Linked DNA regions of Mus musculus: region 1 is linked to region 2. A link is a contact called in ENCODE POLR2A ChIA-PET data. All regions are on one chromosome and are shown on one strand. Each heading gives the region's core, a stretch centred on a gene start or an enhancer-like site at or near the end of the contact. The rest is flanking DNA. Distances are from core to core; before and after follow the strand shown. Region 1 overlaps Itgb5 (integrin beta 5). Region 2 holds the start of Itgb5 (integrin beta 5).

Evidence for each region. ChIA-PET counts read pairs that join two places held with the same protein, here RNA polymerase II (POLR2A).
Region 1: POLR2A ChIA-PET joins it to region 2 with 13 read pairs in Patski. The contact joins the enhancer-like site here to the promoter of Itgb5 in region 2. POLR2A ChIA-PET finds 5 or more read pairs at or near these places in 3 of 5 experiments (Patski and embryonic stem cell).

What each region holds. Positions count from the first base shown.
Region 1 is chr16:33,921,037-33,924,588 of GRCm38, forward strand. The region is part of intron 10 of Itgb5 (integrin beta 5); the gene reads left to right. Among named protein-coding and RNA genes, the nearest start is that of Umps, 44 kb to the right of the region's middle. Within about 2 kb of position 1,266, at least 2 of the 3 ENCODE cell types and tissues checked have a DNase peak (open chromatin) inside an H3K27ac peak, as active enhancers do.
Region 2 is chr16:33,827,565-33,831,197 of GRCm38, forward strand. It overlaps Itgb5 (integrin beta 5), which reads left to right and starts at 2,101. Exons shown (of 15, transcript NM_001145884.1): 1 at 2,101-2,466. The coding sequence starts at 2,397.

The sequences.
Region 1 (3,552 bases), core at 16-2,515, 93 kb after region 2:
AGTCACAGCAGACGCCCTGGTTGTATTAGTAGTAATATTTTACAGTGTTTTTCTCTTGAAATCAAGAGTCAGATATAACCCTTGGGAATGTTTTTGCTCCAGCAGGCTGCTTAGCCCGTGTTGTTCGGGAGCGGATTTGCCTGTGCAAATTCATCTGCCCAGTTTATAGCCAGATACTTGGCTGCTCTTGGATGTTGGTTTTCCCATCTCTATGACTGGGCCAGCATTGCTTGCTTCTGCATTACTTTGAGAATGGAGGGAGACATAAACCAGGAGCTTTAGTGAGCACAGAGCCTAACGGGCACAGGGCATTTGATGCAGGGTGTGCAAGTCGACTTCTGGCGATTCTGAGGCTGAGTCAACACACTTTTTTTATTTAACCACCAGAACCCACAGTTCTGAGTTCATCTTACATTGCAGAGTTCTGCCAAAGCGTGTATCTGCAAGCCCCCCCCCCCCCAGTGGTCTTTTCCATTTACCCATCTAACCCTGTGGCCTTGAGACTCTCATGGGCCATGGATTCAGACCCCAGAGGGGTCCTGAGATCTGAAGCTCCTATGTGGACAAACAGGGCACCAACTTCCTAAGATGGGGTTGTTGCCGTAACACACACACACGTTACACTCAGACCTTAAAGAAAACTTGGGAAACAGGAAGCTGATGCAAGTGTGGTCAGGCTGTGCTGTCTCGGTCTGTGATGGTCAGGATTGATGAAGACCATCTGGCAAACCAGTCCAAGGGGCCCTTTTCTTACTTCCCATGTACTCTCCTCTGTCCCGCTCTCCGTGTTGTCAAGAGAACTGCTTTTCCAGAGAACAGAAGGATTCTTCTCAAATCTAGAATGTTCTGAATGGTAGAAAGCAGTGTTTAAAGTCATCTACGTTTTCCTCACCCTAAGGGGTTAGTTTCTTTCCTTCCAAGCTAGCATCCGTGTCTTCGTATGACTTTGTGTCCTATAAGTCACCCTCCCTCTCCAGAGCGGAGCTTGAATTACTTTAGTCAACTGTTGAGTAGAACATTTTGACCCTTCGTCGTACATCCCACCAGATCTTCCCCTTTAAAAGCCACACTAGCCGAAGCGTGAAAGCACTCCAGGTCTTCCTGGAGAAAGGGGTTTCTGCACTGAGGTCATTGTGGAATTGGTTCAATTAAGATGAGCTTAAAGCAAACACAGCTCCAGACAAGGCTTAATGACACACACTCGTGCAGGGGAGGGCACCTCGTGCTTCCTCGTCTCGGACCATCTGGCTCCTTCCGGGCACAGCTGAGCAGTGGTGGGCAGGTCCTCCCTCCAGTTCTGGGGTCCCTGTGACCGGCCTGAGCTCTGCTCTGGGGCTGCGCACACTGGTTTAGTTTAGGTAACTGGGATAGCTGCTTCGTTTGAGGTTTTCGTGGGAGAGAAGCTGATTTCCTAACACTCAGCTCCTGATGGTGCTGACTCAGGCTCTCAAACCGTCAACCTCAGCAGTCTCTGGCACTTCTCCTTGCCCCTCGCCCCTGCAGCCCATTCTGGAAGTGGGTCATGTGGTTGAGGTCTGTCTTGAGGTAATGGTGGTGGTTGGGGGTGGGGGGAGGGCAGTGTACTGGAAGAAGTTGCTGAGACAGGCTTGGGGCCAGAACCAGTGGGAACAGCAGATAAGCTCCTTCCATTTATCTAGTGCTTCCTCTGGTGGGCCTGCAGTCCTTGACCCCCGTTGAGAGAGACAGGAGTATGTAGAAAAAAAGACAAGAGAATTCAGGATTGGGAGAGGTTTTCCATCATCAAAATGAGCAGCAAGGCAACCGAGACCAGGTCTGGAAGCAATTGAGCATTTTTGTTACTGTTCTTGTGACACATCACCATGGAACAGCCTCTGCGCCCAGGGCTCTCACTGTGGCTCTCCTCTGGTCTCTAGGAGAAGTAATTTACAGAATAGTCCTGTCCCCAAACAATTTCCGTGTGTAACGGGAGTTTTATGAGGCCCTTGGGAACACTTCTATTCTGATTCCTGGGAAGTGTTGACCCTTCAAAGTTTCTTTAAATGTGAGAAGAGGTGGGGTCTGTTCAGCGTTTTTAATGCAGTAAAAGAGACTCGTTCAGACTTTGTGCTGCTTGGCGATCTGTGTCCCATGAGTCATCTCCTGGGCTCTTAGAGGAAGCTGTTGAGAGCTTACATTTAAAAATCTCATGGCGAGCCTGCCTGTTGGGTCTCTTAGAATGAGAAATTTAAAAATCTAACCAACTGTAAACCTTTGAGCAGAGCCTTTTTGATCTTGTAACCGTGAGGCCCCCAATGTACATTGCAATAGGGTTTTATAATACGTATCCTACTTCGTTATGTGGTAAATACTGAGAGAACCAAACAACACCGAATTCCTTCTAAGAGATGAAAATGGGGGTCTGAAACTTGAGGCATCTTTCCCAGCATCCAAGAACAGATCTCGGGGTTGCCGTTGGTTCTTGGTAGATTTAAAACAGTTGCGACAGGCCTCTGTAGCTAAGAAGACTCCTGTGATTAAAGGGCTCAGTTCTTGGTTCCTTCTTGCCAAATGAAATACCACCCATCACGACGTCGGCCATGTATGCCTAAAAAGTATTTTTCGATTTACAGAGATTAAGTAGGGCTTCCAGAAATAGCCTCTCCGGACAGATAGTCAGCATTCCAAAAAGGTGGGCAGGAGGGTGCGTGGGTGAGCCATGGGCAAAAGGGCAGTTAGTGGGAACTATTTTTCCTCTGAAAGTAGCAGGGTCAAGTTTTGCAGCCTGGCAGGTAAACTCGGGAATCTGGGTGAGAAATAAGACTCAGAGGTAAGCTGAGCTTAAAAGGCCAAGGAAAGAGTTACTGTTTAGTTCAATCGGTAATAGACCTACATACACGGCATGCCTGCCACCAGCCATATCTCTTCCTCCTGTTCTGACCTCAGGCTAGAGCCCAGGGCTTATCAGGTCCCCTCCTCTCCTCCAAGTTCTTAACCAACCACTACTCAGAAGCCAGGCGTTGGTCTTAGCCACCCAGTGATTGTGAGGGTTACGCAGTGGTACTGATGATCCTTCCGGGAAGGGCATCCTGAGAGGCTGACGTGCATCAATGCCAACCAGTGGTCCCAGTCATTTCTGCAGGACAGTCGATGCACACACTTGCATGAGGCCCTCGGGTGGCTCTGCTGCCTACAAAATGAAGTCACTGTGACTTCAGCCCTAACTCTTCATTCTCGTCTGCCATTTGTGGAAGATGGTGGTGAACTGGTTATCGGTTCCAGATAGGAAGTATTCAGTGATTTCCCTCTCCCTCCTTCAACCCGCCCAGATGTATGTGGCTCTTCCTCACTCCTTTGCTCTTCTTGCAATCAGCTATTAACATACTCCTAGCTTTACTGTGAATTCAAGGAAGGGGGCACTCTCAGCCATCATAAATGTCCAGAAGCAGCATAATATAAATAATTTAATAGGGTGATGAAAAATGTCAGAACGGGGCATGAGGTCATACACCTTTCACCCTGGTACTCTGGCAGAGGCAGGTGGATCTCTGGGAGTTAAAGACCAGCTCGGTCTGCATGGCAAATTCCAGACCA
Region 2 (3,633 bases), core at 851-3,350:
CCTAGCCTCAAATTTATAGATCTGCTCCCTAGCGCTGGGATTAAAGGTGTGCCCTCGTACCCAGGTCCGTTTCATTTTAAGATCAAATAGATCATCACGTGTAACTGACACTTTTTATCTGTGAGCACTTAGATGAAGGACTCTTGGGAGGGGGACACAAACCACAAAGCAGAAATTCTGAATTAGAAAAGGCATCAACAAACCAGCTTTAATGCAGCTTAGATTGCTCAGGACTGCTTACAGCAGGTCTGGGCAGGCTGGGGACCCAGAGAACCACCAGATAAGACAGAAGGGGTCTGGTAAGAATTAGGGCAAGTTGGATCACAGCACTTTCCAGGTGCAATTTAGATAAATGGTGGTCCGTGCCAGATGTGGGACAAAGTAGGATATTTCAGCCGCTACAAAGTGCTCATTTTGAGTGCAGAGAAGATGGGATACTATGGGCCCTGAACTCAAAGAATGCATGGCATAGGAAAGCCACCATTGTACTTAAAGCAGTATTTCACCTTCTAGCTCATCCTACACTTTCCTGCCAGACCAAGCAACACTCCAGTTCAAACTCTTTGATCAGCTCCCATAATGTAGTAGCCACCTCTAAGCTGGGATAAGCATAGCCCCAAGGCTATTGCCCTAAGGGCCAGGTAATTCCAAGATCTACCTGGGCTGTTTCTGCAGCATGAATTCTTTTTTTTTTTTTTTTTTCTTTTGGTTTTTTGAGGCAGGGTTTCTCTGTATAGATAGCCCTGACTGTCCTAGAACTCACTTTGTAGACCAGGCTGGCCTCGAACTCAGAAATCTGCCTGCCTTTACCTCCCGAGTGCGCCACCACGCTTGGCATGCAGCATGAATTCTACTGGATAATGGTTAGCAGCAAACATGATTTTTTTTCGAGACAGGGTTTCTCTGTGTAGCCCTAGCTGTCCTGGAACTCACTCTGTAGACCAGGCCGGCCTCGAACTCAGAAATCTGCCTGCCTCTGCCTCCTGAGTGCTGGGATTAAAGGCGTGCACCACCACACCCGGCCAAATATGACTTTTAAGTCATAACAAAGCAATGTAGGACAGAGTACGAATTTGCATATGGTCCAAGGATGAACTTTGAAGTTTGCTCTGGATTGGTTCACTTTTCCCTATGCACACACTACAAACTGGCTCCTGTCAGTGCCACCCAGTTAAGAGTTTGAAAGGTGGACACAACAAAGTTTTTAAGATTCAAACGCCTTAGGTAGGTTTTTGCACCTACACCGCCAAGTCCTGACCTTCTAGCTGCTGCTGCTGCTGCTTCTGCTGCTTCTTCTTCTTCTTCTTCCTCTTCCTCTTCCTCCTCCTCCTTCTTTTTCTTCTTCTTTTATTTATTTATTTTTTCTTTTGGTTTTTTCGAGGCAGGGTTTCTCTGTGTAGCCCTGGCTGTCCTGGAACTCACTCTGTAGACCAGGCTGGCCTCAAACTCAGAAATCTGACTGCCCCTGCCTCCCAAGTGCCGTGTAAAGTCGTGTGCCACCATGCCCAGCTCCAGCTGGTTCTTAATAGGCAAAGGTTAGGCTGCCTTACTTAAATCTGGATTTCAGGGAAAAAGCTAGCAGTCGCTTCCTCCAGTATATTAACCCTTGGTGGCTCAGTTTGCTCACCTAAACAACGGGAGGGATGTTAGCACTTATCACAGTGCCTGCTCACCAGGGTGCCCTCCGCTTCACCTGAACTTCCACGTTCCACGTGTCCTCCCCTGCCCATCCCAAGCGTGGCGTCTGGATTGAATATTCTCGGGCGAGGCCTGGCCTGGCATGCGCTTGTGGCATGACGAAATGGCCTGACAGATCCAAGCCGTAACTGCCCCACGATCCTGAAGTCAAAACTGAGATTGCTTTGGCCCAAGTAATCTCTGCAGGCCTAATGGAGCGCGCCCCGCCCCCTCCCAACTCCAAGACCGGGGAGGGAGACCCTAACTAGAAGTTTCGAACACCCGATCCCCACAAGTGGGTCAGCTGTGACAGCCACCTGGGCAACCCAGGATCTAGGCGTGCTGGCGGGTCCCGGTGCAGGGCGGAGCTGGTCCGGCCCGAGCTCGCCCCGCCCCGTCCCGCCTAGCCGTAAACTGACCGAGTGGCGGCCCGCAGGAGAGGGGGGAGGAGAAAGCAGAGAAGAGTGGGGGCTGGCGGCCGAGGAAAAAGGGAAGGGTCTCCGAGAGTAGACGCGCGGGGGACTCGGCGAGGGTGCGTCCGGAGCAGCGACAACTCCGAGCGTCCCAGCGGGCCAGCGAGGAGGATGGTGGCGGCCGGGCGCGGACCAGCCCGGCCGCGGGCGCCGTGAGCCGGAGCGCAGCGCCCGGCATGCGGCTGCGGTCCCCGGCCTCGGCCCCGCTCCGCCCCCGCCGAGCGCCCCAGCCGAGCGGCGCGCATCATGCCGCGGGTGCCCGCGACCCTCTACGCCTGTCTGCTCGGGCTCTGCGCGCTCGTTCCGCGCCTCGCAGGTAAGCCGCGCCGCCCCGCCGCGCGCTCCTCAACTTTTGCTCGCCCGCGGCCGCTTGCGGGAGCCGAGGGTGCAGTGCACCCCAGGGCGCTCCCAGAAGGGTCGGCGAGGCGCGGGCATCAGATCTGCGTGCGCTGGCGGGTTCCCTCCCGGGCTGAGGAGGAGCCTTCCCTTCCTGTGTAAACAGTGTGCGTCTGGTGGCGGAGCCCGAGGGCGCTGGGGACTTGGGAGGGGAAGCCTCCGGGCCCGGTGCTGGGGCCCTAGCTCTTCGCTCGCCTGCACAAAGCGGCCCTTGTGGCCCGCGGGGAGTGATGTGGGGGCCAAAGTGTGGCGACCGAGTCATCCCGGAGGTCTGTGGATAATGCAACTTTCGAAGTTTGCTCTAAATTGAAAGTTGTCATTACTCTCTGTAAGTCCGAAGTCGCTGCCCCACCTGGTACACCGCCATCTGATACTGTTCGGTACTGTGATTCACAAACACTGTGTCCGGACTGCGGAGGGGCTGCTGGCGCTACCTTAGCCGGATGCACCCTGGCGCTGATGCGGGAGCCCCCAGCTACCTGCGTTCAGTTTTCAGACTTGGGAGTGGCAATTAAGTTTAGGGACCGGACAGTGGTGGCACACGCCTTTAACCCTAGCATGCTACACAATGAGACCCTGTCTTAAAAAAAAAAATCCCTATAGGAAGAATGATAGTTGACGCTCCTACCTCTTCCAAACCTACCCACTCAAAGAGGAGTTTCCGAACTTTCCTCTTCCTGTCGGAAGTAATTGTGTATTGATTAAGAGTGCGCTATTCACTTTCAAGCCCGAGGTACTTGTTTGCCTCTCTGAGCCCAGTGGTTGCCTGGCTGCTTGAGGGGAGAACTCTGTTACCCCTACCCGTCTCATTTACATGAAGGAGGTTGAGGTTTCCATCTGAGAGCAAGGAGGGAGTTGAGGAAACCAAAAAATGTCGCTGAGGCCCCAGTACAAACTTAATAGCGTAGCAAGGCTGCTTTTCTGGGAAAATAAGTAGATCAGTGGGTCCCACCCACCCCTCCCTCAAATCTGGCAACCAGTGTCCACATCTTTCGTGTTCCAAAGAGTCCCCAGGGAAACGCAAAGAGATGTAGCTTGAATCACCATCCTCTGGAATATATCCTTGTCGACTGACCTCACTTCTTTA